Regions from separate parts of the Mus musculus genome. Here region 2 is linked to region 1. A link is a loop called in an ENCODE intact Hi-C map of the cell type or tissue named here. Cell type or tissue: gastrocnemius. All regions are shown on one strand. Each heading gives the region's core, and the rest is flanking DNA. Links, peaks and the distances in the headings are about the cores only.

Region 1 (7,565 bases), core at 1,472-6,471:
TTATTAAGATAAAAACATTGTAGGAGCTGGAGAGATGGTTCAACGATTAAGAACACTTGCTGTTCTTGCTGAAGACCCAGGTTCGGTCCCTAGCACCTATATGGTGGATGGCAACCATCGTAACTCCAGTTCCAGGGAATCCAGCGCCCTCTTCTGGCCTCCACTGGCACTACACACACATGGTGCACAGACATTCATTCAGGTGCAACACGTATACACACAAAATAAAAATAAATGAACCTCTTTTTAATAAGATAGAGTTTGCCTGAAGGTTGCTTTCTACACTGGCAGGCGTCCTCTTAGAGACCTGTGGAACACTTCCACCTGCTAACCAGTACATGACTTTTAGCAAAGCCCTTAGCTTCCCCAAGCCTCATTGTTCTTGCCTGTATAACGGGGGACAACACTGCCTTCCTGACAGACGCACCATCATGAAGACTAAATGAAGATACAGGAAAGAAGTCCCAGACAGAGCCTGACATAAGAGGAGAAGAAATCTGAAAACACTCATTTTTTTAAGTCACCAATCTGTTGGAAGATTTTTGAAACATGTGGAACCCAAGTAGCAATCATCTCATTAAAGTCCCCAAACTCTTAATGTGTCCAATTTAAAGTTTCACTTGAGAAGCAAGAGCTGGGAACAATTTATAGGATTGACACTGAGCAAATGATTAGAGATTAAAGAGCCCAAATAATTGAAGAAAGATGTAAGTTTTTTTAAAATGAATTTTCTGTGAACTTGAGGAGGAAAGGGTAGAAAGAGACTTAAAAAGTCTTCGCCCGCTGTGGATATGGCTGAGTGGGTGAAGTGCTTATCGATTAAGCATGAGGACCTGAGTTCAGATCCCAAGCCTCCGCATGAGAACCGGACACAGTGGCACACACCTGTAACCCTACCACTGATGGGACAGAAGCAGGGGGAACCCAGAGCTGGCCAACCTAGCCAATCGGAAAGCTCCAGGAGTCAGCAAGCTAGTCCCAAAAAATGAGATGGAGATACAGAGGAAGATAGCCAAATTTGAGCTCTGGCTTCCATATGTGCATAGGTGAGCTCATATCTCACACACACGCATACACACACACGTGCACACACACACTACATGCACACATACCTTCAAAGGGGTCAGGGAAATAAGTCAGTGGTAGACTACTTGCTTAGCATATGCAGAGCCCTGAGTTCAGTCCCCAGTACTGACAAAAAAGAGAGAAGAGGGAGGGAGGCAAGATGCAGAGGGCTGAGGAAGGAAGGAAAGAAGAGAAGGAACAGGAGGAGAGAAGAAAGGGGAAGATAAGGACGACTCCACTACTGTCTTCCCATCGGGGTGGGAAGGCACACCACACTCAACTGACAGAGCAAAGGAGAATCAGGAGTCCAGAGCCCTGCTTGGCCTCTAGGCTCTCAGCAACACCTATAAAAAGCAGAACCCAGTTCCTTACAGACCTCCTACAATCTTGAATACAGACTTTTGGGTGGGGACAAATCGGCCTCTAAGCAGAAAGCATAAGCATCCACATAGTGAGGGGCATAGAGTCAAAAAAAAAAATCCTACAATGTCCCCTCGTCAACCCTGCCTGCTCAGCTACGGTCTTATGCTAAACTATTCAAGGTTCCCACCTGGAAGATGTATAGCCATTAGCAACTGTCAACATGGCACTCATTCTGCAGATGGCACCCAGCAGAAGGCTCAGGAAAGGGGCACAGAACAAAGCTGTCTTGAACCCCTGGCCAGAGAAAGGCAGAGATGCTGCCTGGGTAAGGTTAGGGTACACAGACACCAGGGCCAGGCTGGCAGCCCTGGAGGAGCTCAGCGTGGTGCATGCAGGAAATGCTCAGGACTGGACATATCTCTCTCTCTCTCTCTCCCCCCTCCTCTCTCTCTCTCTCTCTCTCTCTCTCTCTCACACACACACACACACACACACCAGTGCCGCCGACCCACCTTTGGCTCCCTAAGCAGCAGCTCCTTGAAGGCACGGCTCGGTCTTTTTTTTTCCCAGAGAACACCTGGTCCAGCCTCCAGTCAGTGATGTGCAAAGCACACAAGCTCTCAGACCACATGTAGGGCTGCTCTTACCAACAGCAGAAAACTGGGCTTGTGGCTGAAGCTAAGACCTGAGGCCCCTGGGGAGCTACTTCAAGCCCGCTAGTTCCAAACCTGAACTCTAGGCTCTCTTATGGACTGCCACAAGGTGGTGCTCCCACCAGCTCTCCTCCAGACCAAGTCCCAGTCATAAAGGTTCCCTTTTCCCAGAGTTCCTCATCAAGGAATGAGCCTCCTCCTGTTCCTGCCTCCTCCCTCTCCCTGGTCTGGCCCACCGGTCGCTCTCTCCACTCCCTGCAGTCTGTGCTACCTCCTGCCTTGTTCTGACCCACGCTCATCCCCATATCTGCCTTGCAATACACCCAGCCTGCTCCCGGTGCTGTTCCCCTGTCATCTGCTCCCACCCTCCTCTAACCCTCTGCCTAGCCCCACATCTGGAGCCACATCTGGATCTCATCATAACGGTAAAGCTTGACTATTCGTGGGGCCTAGAATATGACAGCAATCCACGAGAGGAGGAAGGGTGTTAGCACATGGTAAAAACTTTAAAGAGATATGTGCACGCGGGTTCAGCTAAGGACTGCGTGGCCGGATGCTGCTGAGTAAATGCTTTAGCAATTGTGGTGGCACGAGGCAGTAGGAAGATAAGAGTAAAGAGAACAAAACAGCCTGCAGCCTGCAGCCTCAGCCCAGAATATCCCGAGGCCTGGTGCGTGTCTCAGATCTGAGTAAACATTATGTTCAGTCCTTGCCGCTTAGGGAGGGGAATCCTGGGAAGACTGTGCTATCCACCTTTGAGGAGCTGTTGAGACTTGCAAAGCTCAGGACAGGGCTAGCTATAATTTCTGATGGCAAAGAACAATACGATCAAACACACACACACACACACACACACACACACACACACACACACCCTTTAAGGCTCCTTAAAAGCTTCTTTAAGCCAAAGAGGAGAAGCCTAACCTTCATCAGTTGTTAGTCCCCATAACCCTGGACCAAGCCCTCTTGGGTCAGCATACACCCTCCTGGAGCATCATCCTGCACGGGCCCCAGGTGCTAAATTAGAAGAACAGTCACCAGGACCTGATGCTGTAGTAAGTTTAATTCAGTAGCTCCTGTAGTCACACCTTGGGCACAGAGAAGTCCACAGGTGGAGTTTGAGGAGGGCATAAGATAAGGCTTCTAGGATCTGGGGCCAGGGGCTGGAGCTGGAAGCAGACTTTGAGTGGAGTAGGAAGGCCAAGAAGAGACACTGGTAGGGAAGCCGATGGTCCTGCTGGTGTGTCCCGCTTGGGCCTTCCCTCAAGGCCTGCCTCTTGTCACCATCTGCTCTCAGAAGTAAATTGTAGAGGACCCAGGCAGATGGCTCCCTTTGGGCTCAACTGAGCCTCATCTGTGGCCACTGTCTCTAGAGCGGGTCTCAGTGGGACACCAGCTGCCCCATGGGCAGCATTGAGAGCCTCCCCATCACTTAGTGCTCTCCAGAACAGTTTCCCTTCATCCTCTACTCCTGAAGCAAATCGGTGCCTATGCCTAGGCCTGACTGCTGGCATGGTGCTGCCACACCGGGCTCTTGGGCAATCCATTGCAAGGTGCACAGGTCATTAAGACATTCTCGATCTGCCTGGTGAACACCACACACACTGCTCAATGAGGTGGCTTTCCTGCCCCATCCCAGCGCTATGACCTGCAAGCATAGGCAGGAGACTGAGATGTGAGGTGCCACTGCCCCCTGCTGGTACTCTCGAGAATCGTCTAAGCTAGTCCCAAAGAGAAAATGGACCAGGCTAGAAGGGCACTGTCCCCTTCCTCCGTTCACCTTTCAATGGGGAATAGATACACAGGCTTGGTGGCTTCACCTGAAACCATGGGACTGACTGTCCCTAAGAGAGATGACATCTCACAAAAACAAGGAGACAGGCAGCAGAGGAGATTCAAGGGGGAGAAAGAGGGGTCCTACTTTACCAGAAGAAAGAATATGACACTCTCCACGTCTGCACCATGCTACACAGGGCACAGTGTATTCACAGTCACTGGCATCACACCTTGCAAAAAGAGCCCTGAAGGCAGGGCAGGGTGGGGTGGGACAGGGTGGGGCCTTTCCATTGCACAACTGAAAATGGAAGATCAAAGATTGTCCCCTTCACCCACACCTCCCCCCAGAAAACATTACATAGCCAGACTCTGAAGGAGTCCTAGGGCTTTGACACATGTTACTTTGTGTTTCTAACAGGCCCTAGAACACCTACAATACAAGACCTGGTCCTTGTCCGGTCTTCCTGGACCCCACTTGTCACCTGGTGAAGGGATCCTGTGGTCTGAAAGAGGCTATGTTCGATGCTGACCTGTGACTCTGTAGAAGATGGGAAATTGTGTTGCAGAGACCTGAGAAAGCAACAGTCTCTCAGAGAAGGGAGGTCCCTCCCAGCGTAGCTGCAAATCAGGCCCAAGGTTCCTCAGGACAGACCCTGCTGCAAGGCTGGAGCTCCAGTCACTGCTGTGTCACGTGCACTCCTGTGGATTCCCCACATGTGACCAACAGAAGAGGACAGAGGTATTTTGATGAAATGTGGCTGCTGCCCCAAGCCCACCATAACCTAGATCACCTCTTTCACTAAAAAACTCACCCTCTTCCGTTTCTTTCTCTCAGAGGCAGATTCTGTCCTGGACAGCTTCTTCAGCCTTCCATGCCATTTGATGTGGTCTGATTTTCTCCTGCACTGCTTTAGCTACAACGGGTCTTCTTCCTCTAGAGTCCCTCCCTAGACTGTGGCAAGACTAAACCAATCGAACAGACCCATCTCTCCTCCCTGTGTCTGAGTCAGCCACGTGCAATAACAAAATGCATCCTCTTTCCTGGACCATTGTGGGTCCGCATCCCACCCCGTGGCAGGGCACGGCCGCTTGGGAAGAGAAACGCAGGGAGCTTGACTACGCTTATCCCACCCACGCTGCTGCCTGGTAGGTGCTGGGCTTCAGGGAAGCACAGAGACACCGCTCTGGGGGTGGGAAAACAGTCCGAGATGTGAGCAAGCCGAAGCTGGTGTTCCCTAACTTCTGAGCATCTAGTCGCTGCTAGAGAACCACACAGAGGAGTCGGGAACAAGGTGTCAGGGGTCCACGGGCCACAGCAAGGCTAAAACCACTGGGGGCTGACAGGCTGAGAATGGCATGTCGACCAGGCCTGGGGCTGGGCGCTCCAGCTTTGCTCATTGGCGAAGGTAGCAGCAGTTGTCTGAGGGCCCAGAGGGCCCTCCTATGGGAGACTTAGGCTGTGTGGCTCTGTAGGCGAAGACCTGCTCCGTGCTCCCCATGACGGTGGTAGATGAAAGAGACAGTCCTAGGTTCCAAACTATTTATTGATTGTTCATCCTGGAAAATATTCATATCTTCTTCTCAGGGTGGATGAACCCGAGATTAAATACCATTTGCAGGGAGGAATGTCTGGGAAGGGGAGCTTATTGGCTAAACTCTCAGTGCCTCTAGGTACTTCTTTAGCATGGAGAACTCTGTTCTAGGTGAACGTCACCACAGGTCACATTTCCTTATGTGGGAAGTGTGGCAGGTCTTCCAGACCAGGTATCTAGCAGGGAGCAGGGAGGCACCTTCTATCTCAGGTGTGAGTTTCCGGGGTCTCAACCCGCTCTACCCACCAAGCTTCCTGGCATGGTTTACTGTCCCACAGATCATGGAAGAGGAGACAAGTGTCTGACTTGTTCTTCCTCTGGATTGCTTCTTAATGCCCAGAGAGGAAAATATTTATACAGATCTGTATAAATGTGCTGCCACCTGAATCCATGATAGTGTCCGTGGTCCATGCCAAGGGCCATGCTGATGCCCATAGGCTGTGCTACCACTGGAGACCATGTTGGTGTCTATGCCCCATGCTGCCACTAAAGGCCATGTTGATACCTGTGACCTGTGCTGCCGCAGAGGACCACGATGGCGTCTGTAATTTGTGCTACAGCTGAGGTCTGTGCTGATGTCCGTGGGTCTGTGTGTCCCCAGAAAGTATGTGGGGATCCATGACCCATGTCCCGACTGTGAAGGACAAGGAAGCCTCTTCTGCAGTGGGCGTGATGACTGCAGACTCACAGCTGAGACTGAGAGACATAGATGTCCTCTGTGACAACCTCTCCCACCCCAACCCTCACGCCTACCCCCTCCCAAAAAAGAAACACTCTAGACAGGAAGCCATTGAAAAGAACTCTTAGAATTCTGATGGAGATGCTGAAGTATAACTCTTCACAGCTGATGGCTTTTGATGGGGGTGGGGGTGGGGAAACAGTTTTCTTTCAGAGGTTGGCCACTGGGAGTTTGACCATGCTCTAGTGAGTATGTGGGCAATACACAATGTCCTTGGTTTTCCTCTTCCTCCTCTTCCTCTTCCTCTTCCACCTCCTCCTCTTCCTCCTCCTCATCTTCCTCATCATCTTCCTCCTCTTCCTCCTCCTTTTCTTCCTCCTCTTCCTCCTCTTCCTCCCCTTCCTCTTCCTCCTCCTCCTCTTCTTCTTCCTCCTCTTCCTCCTCCTCCTCCTCCTCTTCCTCCTCCTCCTCTTGTTCTCTTCTTTTTTCTGGGATAAGGTCACAAGAGTTGAGGGCTGGATCTGGGAGGCCTAGTGAGATTGGGGTACAGTATATGAAATTCTCAAGTAATCAATAAAAAATGTGATGTTACAAAAAAAAGACTGTGTGATCTCACGGCCTCTCCCATCTCCCTTCATTACTCACAAGGACTCCCTTCCCTCCATGATTCAAACCAGTGCTCAGGCTCAAGGGACAGAGAGAGGGCGAGCCCCCACCACTGCCATTGCTGAACTCTGCTGCCTTCACTCTCAAGAGAATGTTGGTGCGCTGACATCATCCCTGATGATGGACCTTAGTTAAGAGCTGGTCTTTAATATTCATATCAAGGATGATGAACCCTAGGGTCAACGTGTTGTGCAGCTGCCCTGGCTTCAGTCTGATTCTGAGACTGTCCTGCCTACAACTGAACAAAGGCAGGCCCCTCAGCCAGGCCCATGAGCAGTGGTGATCCGTCTCCAGGGTCCTCAGAGCAGAAGGTGTGGCCCTGACACCTCCAGTGATGCTCTCACGGGCCAGTGTCCTCTCAGATAAAATTGGAGTTAACCCCCCATTTTGAACAATGAATCAGAGAAGTGGAGAACTGACATGATCCAAATGAGATCTTTCCTGTGTCAGCCGGGTGGGGTGGAGGGGTGGGTACCTTATAGTGTCACCCCACCAGGGCAAGCACGCCCACAAGTTATGCTCTGTTCCATGTGGCTTTAGATGCTGGGAAACGTTTGCCTACTCTTTCTCGGTGAGAATGATTATAGGCAGGCCTAATTCTTCAGTCTAACGCTCTCCCCATGCAGACCTAATTCTGATCTGCAACCACTGTCCTTTAGGTCTCATATGTGGGGCTTTCTCGCCCTCTGGTGGAGAGACTTTAGCACTGCAACTATGTCCCTGCTTAACCCTAACGGAGATACCGACCTAGTTCTTTCAGTCTCTGAGGCT
Region 2 (7,565 bases), core at 903-5,902, 180 kb before region 1:
TTAAAGTCCCAAGCTGTTCATTTTAGATATTTGCCTTGACGGTACAGCCCACCGAGTCATGTTCTTTTATCTCCGTGTCCTTGGAGGCAGAATCTTCGTTTTTGTTCCCTAGCAACTAGAACAATGTTTCACATGTGAGAGAAGCTTAATGAGTATTTGTTGAATGACTAAATGAGTGATATTATCTGTTTAGTTCTAAGATTCTCTTATCTGTTTGCTTATCACTTATCCCCCACCAGAAGAATGAGAATTCCCTGAGAGCAGAGGCCTCTCTGTTTTGTTCCCACCAGGGCTTCTTCAGTGCCTAGAATGGTATATGACCCATTGTAAGTGTTGAATAAAGAGTTGCTGAAAAACGCCTTCATCTGGGGATGCTAATACTGTTTCAATCAACAAACACTTTTACTTATCTACAAGAAGCATTTTTATGCCCACCCTATTCCTTCACCCCACCCCACCCCACCCCGTCCCCCCTGCCATCCCTGAGACAGGATATCACTCTTTAACTCTAGCTGTCCTGGAACCTACTACAGCATAGACTAGGGTGGCCTAGAATTGGCAGAGCTCCACCTGCCTCTGCCTTATGAGTCCTTGGATTAAAGGTGTGTGCCACTATGTCTGGCTAAGCAACGTTTTTAATAGGCATCGTATCTTAGGGTTTCTATTGTGAAGAGACACCATGATCACAGCAACTAATAACGGAAACATTTAATTGGGCTTTGCTTACAGCTCAGAAATTTATTTAGTCCATTATCATCATCATGGAAAGGAGCATAGCAGGCAGACATGGTGCTGGAGAGGTAGCTGAGAGTTCTGGGTCTGGACCAGCAGGCAGCAAGAAAAGAGAGGGGCACTTGGAGCTGGCTTGAGCATTTGAAAGCCCAAAGCCATATCCCCAGTGACACACTTCCTCTAACAAGGCCTTCTAATCCTTTCAAACAGTGCCCCTGAGGTAAGTCTACGGGGCCACTTTCATTCAAAATACCATACACAGTATATGGACCTTTTCCAAAGCTATCTATCCTTAGATACACTTACAGAGGAGACAGAGGTACGAACGAATTTATTTCAAGTGCATGAAAACCCATGAGCAGGATGTTTGAGAGGCACCGGGAAGAAGCCATTTCTCACCCAAACAGGAAGTCTTTAGAGAACGCATTGCATTTAATCAAATCTTAAAGGATGAGGTGAAGTGGGTGGGGGTCCCGAAGTTAAGGAATGGTTCGAAGGCATCCAGCCTGGGGAGGAAAGTGGTGGATAGGTGCCTGGGTATAGAGGGCACCAGGCCAGAAAAGTGGGGGAACTGCGATTATGGATTCTCAGCTGCAGGCCTTTAAACCGTTCGAGAAGGGACGATCTCTCCATTATTTAAAGGTCCTTTATAATTAAGCTGTATGAACACCAAACATTTATAGAACTTTAAAGTCTACGAAACAGGAAGTCCCTGTTTTTATTGAGACACATGAGACAAGAGTCAGAAATCACACACACACACACACACACACACACACACTATTCTTCAAGGGAGACTCTCACTCTACAGCCCAGGCTAGTCAAGAACTCGCTATGTAGCCCAGGTTTGTACTCAAACCCACAGTAGTGGTCTTCTAACATCAGCTTCTCAAGTGCTGGGATTCTAGGCATAAGCACCACACCAGGTAATGCCCTGATTTTAAAAACAATAATTTGTTCATGTTTCACTGGCCCTTGTTCACTTGCTAAGATGTATACTTTAAAAGCTGACTTGAGATGGCTCAGTAGGTAAAGTCACTTGCAGTCAAGCTTGCTGACTTGAGTTTGCTCCTCAAGACTCACACAGTAGGAGAAGATAGCTGACTCTTGCCAGCTGTCCTCTGATCTCCATGCACATGCAGCAGCCTGTGTGCTCCACCCTCAAGATTAGTAAGTATAAAAGATCGAAAGAGAACCTCTGTTTTGGGACGGGATGGGGATGTCCTAGGGGATTCCTAGGACAGTCGAACTCTTACTCTGCCTAAGTCTGTGATGACCGCAACATTCTTTATACATTTCAAGCATGAGACAAACCACACAGAGTAAATGCTGATGTCAGCTACAGACTTTACTAATAATGTATGGATATTGGATCACCAACTGTGGTCAGTGCCTCACTAACACAAGATGGCAACAAAATAGGACAGCAAGGGGCTGGCTGAGAGAGTGTGTGGGAACTTTAAAAACTGCCTGTCTCAAAGACAAATGCAATTTTTGAAAAATTACATATATAGTTACATTTTTCTTATATGCTTTCTGATCCTCAGGGTCAATCCTCACTACTGTAAGAAAAAGTTTAAATTTTAAGTACACCATTCACTAGAGGTTGTCTCGAAAATCCTTTGGGTTGGGAGATGGCTCAGTGGGTAAAGTACTTGCTATTCAAGCTTAGGGACATTAGTTCAAGTCTTCAGGACCCATGTAAAGCCAGTTACAGCAGTGTGTATCTGTAGTCCCAGCACTCCTATGGCAAGATGGGAAGTAGACACCAGAGAATCCTTGGAAGTTCACAGGCCAGCTAACCTGCCATATAAGGCAGTGAAACACAAGAGACCCAGTATCAAGGTGAAAGGGCTGAACTAACCTCTGCAAGTATTCACACACAGAGAGAGAGAGGGAGAGAGAGAGAGAGAGAGAGAGAGAGAGAGAGAGAGAGAGAGAGAGAGAGAGAGAGATGCATATATACCACACAGAGAGGGAGGGGTTTTCTTTCAGGGAGTAGGCAGCAGAGCAGAATGATAGCCAAGAGCTGACAAGGGTAGAACTTGAGACATGAAAGGCTAACCAGAAGCATGGCAGGCATGGAGAAGACAGGGTTATGGGTACAGGTATCAGTGAGGCGCCCAGGTCATACAGACATACTCACAGACATGTTATCATCTAGACATGTGTGGAAAACACAACTTTATAATGGAAGATGTGGTTTTTGGCCCCTTGTCTCCCCGCCTCCCACCACAGCACTGGAAAGGTTCTAGTGGCTTCAGTTCCACAGGCAGAGCCTGCCAGGTAAGTTGGTTCCTTCTAGACTTGTTAAGATCACATTGCCATGTATCATGCTTTCTTACTCTCTGTATTAGTAACACTGGAATGTCAGAAAAAGATTTTTCTAACACCACCATTTTTAGTTGTCACATAATATTCCACTCTAAGAATGCCCTGTCATTTACCATTCTCCCATTATTGGACCCTTAGAGTCTCCAGTATTTCACTGTTATAAACAGCCCTGGGATGGCTGTCCTGGGCCATAAATCTTGGTACACAGCTTTCATTATTTCCTTGAGGCAGATTCTTAGACGTCTGATTGCTGGGATGTTCCCTATTTTGATGGCTTTCACATCTCACTGTCCCACTTCTCTGGAGTCGTAATGGCAAAAGATAAACACCTGTGACAAGATGCATGTCACAAGATGCACCTGTGACAAGATGCATGTGCCGGGCAGGTGCATGGAGCTCCCGCTGACCAATCACAGAGCAGGCAGCCATATTCCCAAAGGCCAGTCTGGATCTTTATTTATTGTGGCATTCACTTGACTCCTTCTCTACAGAGGGCATTGACAGCCAACAGGGGGAGCTATTACTTTCTTTTGGAAATGTCCAGAGATGGGAAAGAATGGGTCTCACAGATATCCAAGACCCAAGACTCAGGAAACAAAACAAAGCATCTTTTCAGCATCCCCTACTGCCGGGCTCACCAGAAAACACTCAGGATGCCCAGTTCACTTTCACTTTAAAAGAACAATGTGAATACATTACATATGTGTGTGTGTATGTATATACACATATATGTATTTGTGTGTGGATATATATTCCAAGTGAGTCCATGCAATATTTAAGATACACTTATGCTAAAACCTCACTGTTGAGCTAAAAGTACAATGTCATAGGTAGACATCAGGATCTTTCTTTGCTTCTTTTAGCAACCCTACTTACCAGTTGCACATCAGAAGTCATGGAAAAGGCACCAACCACATAGCCCCTGAGGTGGAAGAAGGCACATATGAATTGAGAGGCGACAATGTGGCATCTGGTAATGAATGGAACCAGCACTTCAGCCTCGTGAACTGTGGTGGTTTGATTGAGGAAATCTCAACACAAAGACTCCATCTTAGAGCAAGCCACAGAGAAGTCAAGAGATGCCCTAGTGTCTCAGGCTGTGGACTTCATGGGACACTAGGGTTTAAGTGGGAGCTGCCATCACTGGCCCTGGAAGTACAGAGGGTGCGTGTAACTACATCAAGGCCATGTGTCTTTGCCCAGTGGAGGAGCGTGAAGAGGACAGCTGAGGCTACAGACCCAAAACGTAATTCTACCTGCAGACTGCCCTCTTTAAAGGAGTAAAAGAAAAGGATCTCTCTCTCTCTCTCTCTCTCTCTCTCTCTCTCTCTCTCTCTCTGTGTGTGTGTGTGTGTGTGTGTGTGAAAGAGAGAGAGAGAGAGAGAGAGAGAGAGAGAGAGAGAGCACCTCTGACAGGTCGTGCCTTGGCAGTCCTTTTCACAATAGGCTCTAAATTAATAGCCTCGGGAGATAATGGTTTGTAAAGCAGGAGTTTGTATGCAGCCAGGGGAAACGTTCTGCTGCTTATTAGGAAGCTATATTTATTTGCAGCCAGATTATGAGCAAACAAGGTTAAATACCACAGAGAGACAGGGACAGAGACAGACAGATAGACAGACAGACAGACAGACAGAGACAGGGACAGGGACAGGGACAGAGACAGAGACAGACAGAGAGACAGAGACAGACAGACAGGGACAGACAGAGAGACAGAAACAGAGAGAGACAGGGGCAGACAGAGACAGAAAGAGACAGGGACAGAGAGACAGAAACAGAGAAACAGAGACAGATAAGGACAGACAGAGATAGAGAGACAGAGAATAGAGACAGAGAGACAGGGACAGAGACAGGGACAGACAGAGAGAGACAGAGAGACAGAGACAGACAGAGAGACAGAGAAAGAGGGACAGAGACAGAAAGATAGAGAAGAGAGGCAGAGACAGAGGGACAGAGACAGAGAAACAAAGAGAGACAGGGACAGGGACCCCTTGGTGACACTGCCCCACACACCCTTTGCATGTAGGTGCTTTTCTCCTTGTTCTTTCTCCCTCCTTGTTTCTCCTTTGGTTATTTGTTTCTGCCCAATGCCTTCTTTTGATATATTTTTCTTCTCTCCCCTTGAGGCAGGAGAATGGCTAAATCCAAAATGAATGTAAGCTCAAGGAATGAGAGAAATGGCAGTTACTTCAGCAATGTCAACAGATAATTTTGTTGTGAAGAGAAACTAAGGCACAGGAAGGAGAAGGGACCCAGGATCCACTCTTTAGGATTGGGGGTCTAAGCTCCTTCTTGCGCACACAGTGCCCTCTCTAATGTACCAAACTTCTCATGGGCAGAACAGTGTTTGGTAAGTTCAAGGATTTCTTTTATGGCATGAATTATACAACTTAAGAAGACATATTAAGGGGCTGGAAAGATGGCTCAGCCATTAAGAGCACTGGCTGCTCTTCCAGAGGACTGACTCAATCCCCAGCACCAACAAGCCTACTAACAATTGCCTGTAACTTTAGGCCCAGGGAATCTGGTGCCCTCTTCTGGCCTGTCTGGGTACTACATAGACGTGATGCACATAACAGACTCAGGCAAAACTTTCAAACATACAAAAACAAATTAAATCTTTTTTACATTTTTAAATAAGCAAATAAAAAAGATCTATTAACTTCCTGACCACCCCTATCTCTGTGACCTTGTTTAGAAATAAGGGCTTTGTGGTTATAATCAAGTCAAATCGAAGAATAGACCAATTCACTAAACAGTGCCTTTCTGATCCAAAAAGGCCATATGCAGACTCAGGGTCACAGAAACAAAAGAAAGAATGTCACAGGATGCAGTGACCAAAGGGACGCTATCACCAACCAGCATGGAATGCCAAGGGCAACCAGTAGCCACCAGAAGTAGGAGAAAGGCTATGAACACATTTCCCCCAGAGCCCTTTGTAGGAACCAACCGTGGCGATGCCTTGATGTTGGACATCTGTCCTCTAGCCCTGGGAAAGTGCATTCTTCTTGATTTGCAATCCCTGGGTCTATGGTCTGAGGTGACTGTTCAAAGCCTTGGAAAATGAACAGACCTACAGCTGCTCACATAGCCACTCATACTAGAGGTAAGGTAGCTACTGAGGTCTACAGGAAGCCCTACCCACTCAGCTTACAGGGGCAAGAGGATAGGGCAGCCAGCTATGTTTTAGCTACAAAGTGTTACAAGACACAATCCTCACCATCAAGGTGTTCCTTTAGACTAGTACTTAAAAAAAAAAGCTAGACAAAGAGATGGTGAAGGGAATGTCATGGAAGGGCCTGGCTGACATTACTACAGATCCAATGGCTTATGCAGCTTGCTCTCCAGAGAACAAAAGGGCAGCTGGACTCTTCCAGAGTAGGACTACTCTTCTGATGGAGTTCACGTCCAAGTCTGGCCAGGCCACAGTCCCGAAGCCTATCATTCAGATGTGTCAGTGGGCTGGTAGCCACGGGGATCCTGGAAACTCCCTCCTGAGGCTTGTCTTACTACCCACCCATCCCTGCATCCCAGGAGATCAAAAGCCTGTTCTAGAGCTGGCCTGTGCGCCTTTAAATTCAAGGCCCCAAATGAGTTCAAAGGGGATACGAGACACTTCAGGAGACGATCTTCCCGTGTGTCTCTCAGTGGCCTAATCGTCCCTCTTTGAATACAAATATGTCCCATCCCTTTGGAGGTTAGCATCAGCTGTAACTCAGATTCAGGAGACCAGCCTGGCCTAAGCAGAGCCAGGGCCTCCCTTGCCACATAGGGAGAGTGTTTCTTACAGAGAGGGAATGTTCAGTGGCAGAGGCAGGCCTGAGGCAGTTGGCACTTCAGTTCTTCTCAGAGACTTTTACTCAGGTGAAGCCAGGCTTCTTCGCCACAGAAAAGAGTTTTAGAATGAGCCAGTATGAAACAGAATGACAACTTCTTAAAAAGAAGATTTCAACATAGGTCAAAAGAGAGAAAGATGCTTTAAAATTAAGAGAAACACAGATTACGAGACAGAAAGTGCTCTGGGAAAAAAGATAAGACCCAGCCAAGGTGGTTGTGGGCTTCTCAAAGGGCAGTGCTTTTGTGCCTTTACAACACCCAAAGGTGTGACTCTGTGGGTTCTGAGGTTGTATCTTCAGAGGGTTGCTAAGGGGAGTTACAGTTGTAAAAGCTGACATTGTGACCATTCAATGGTATAGTTAAAGGGGAAGTGTTTATTGTAGGCATGAGAGAGAGAACAGCCAGAGGAAGAGTCCAGAGTCCTGAGCATGGTCGGCAGACTGGATCCAGTTAAGAGAACAGCAGGAGGTGGCACATAGAGGGGGAGGGAGCTAAACAGGGGGGTAGGAAGGAGATAGGAAAAGGAGACAAAAAGAGTGAGCAAAGCTTAAATAGCAGGGTTATAAGGGTGATGAGTGGCTGCAGGGAGCAAAGCTAGTGAGCTGGAGAGAGAAGGGAGGAGGTGGGAAACCCTGCCCTGCCAAATGGACCTTGAAATGTGTAAC

The links. Hi-C counts contacts between places; a loop is a spot of excess contacts. Peaks named below come from ENCODE experiments on the same cell type or tissue, not always from the same donor. Only the 100,000 strongest peaks of a DNase experiment are listed, where the experiment ranks them.
Region 2: it touches region 1 in a loop (4-fold over the local background); 11 of 42 quality-filtered maps call a loop at or near these places.

What each region holds. Positions count from the first base shown.
Region 1 is chr6:31,660,865-31,668,429 of GRCm38, reverse strand. The region is part of intron 1 of Gm13846 (a long non-coding RNA gene); the gene reads right to left. It overlaps Gm13848 (predicted gene 13848), which reads left to right and starts at 2,299. Exons shown (of 3, transcript NR_152155.1): 1 at 2,299-2,506; 2 at 4,276-4,596; 3 at 4,693-6,210. It overlaps Gm13847 (a long non-coding RNA gene), which reads right to left and starts at 2,270. Exons shown (of 4, transcript XR_868938.3): 1 at 1,941-2,270. In gastrocnemius, for the core only: CTCF peaks have their summits at 2,179 (motif pointing right) and 3,775 (motif pointing left); a DNase peak (open chromatin) is centred at 3,755.
Region 2 is chr6:31,836,817-31,844,381 of GRCm38, reverse strand. No RefSeq gene overlaps it. Among named protein-coding and RNA genes, the nearest start is that of Gm13847, 170 kb to the right of the region's middle. In gastrocnemius, for the core only: CTCF peaks have their summits at 3,581 (motif pointing right) and 5,611 (motif pointing left); DNase peaks (open chromatin) are centred at 3,566 and 5,599.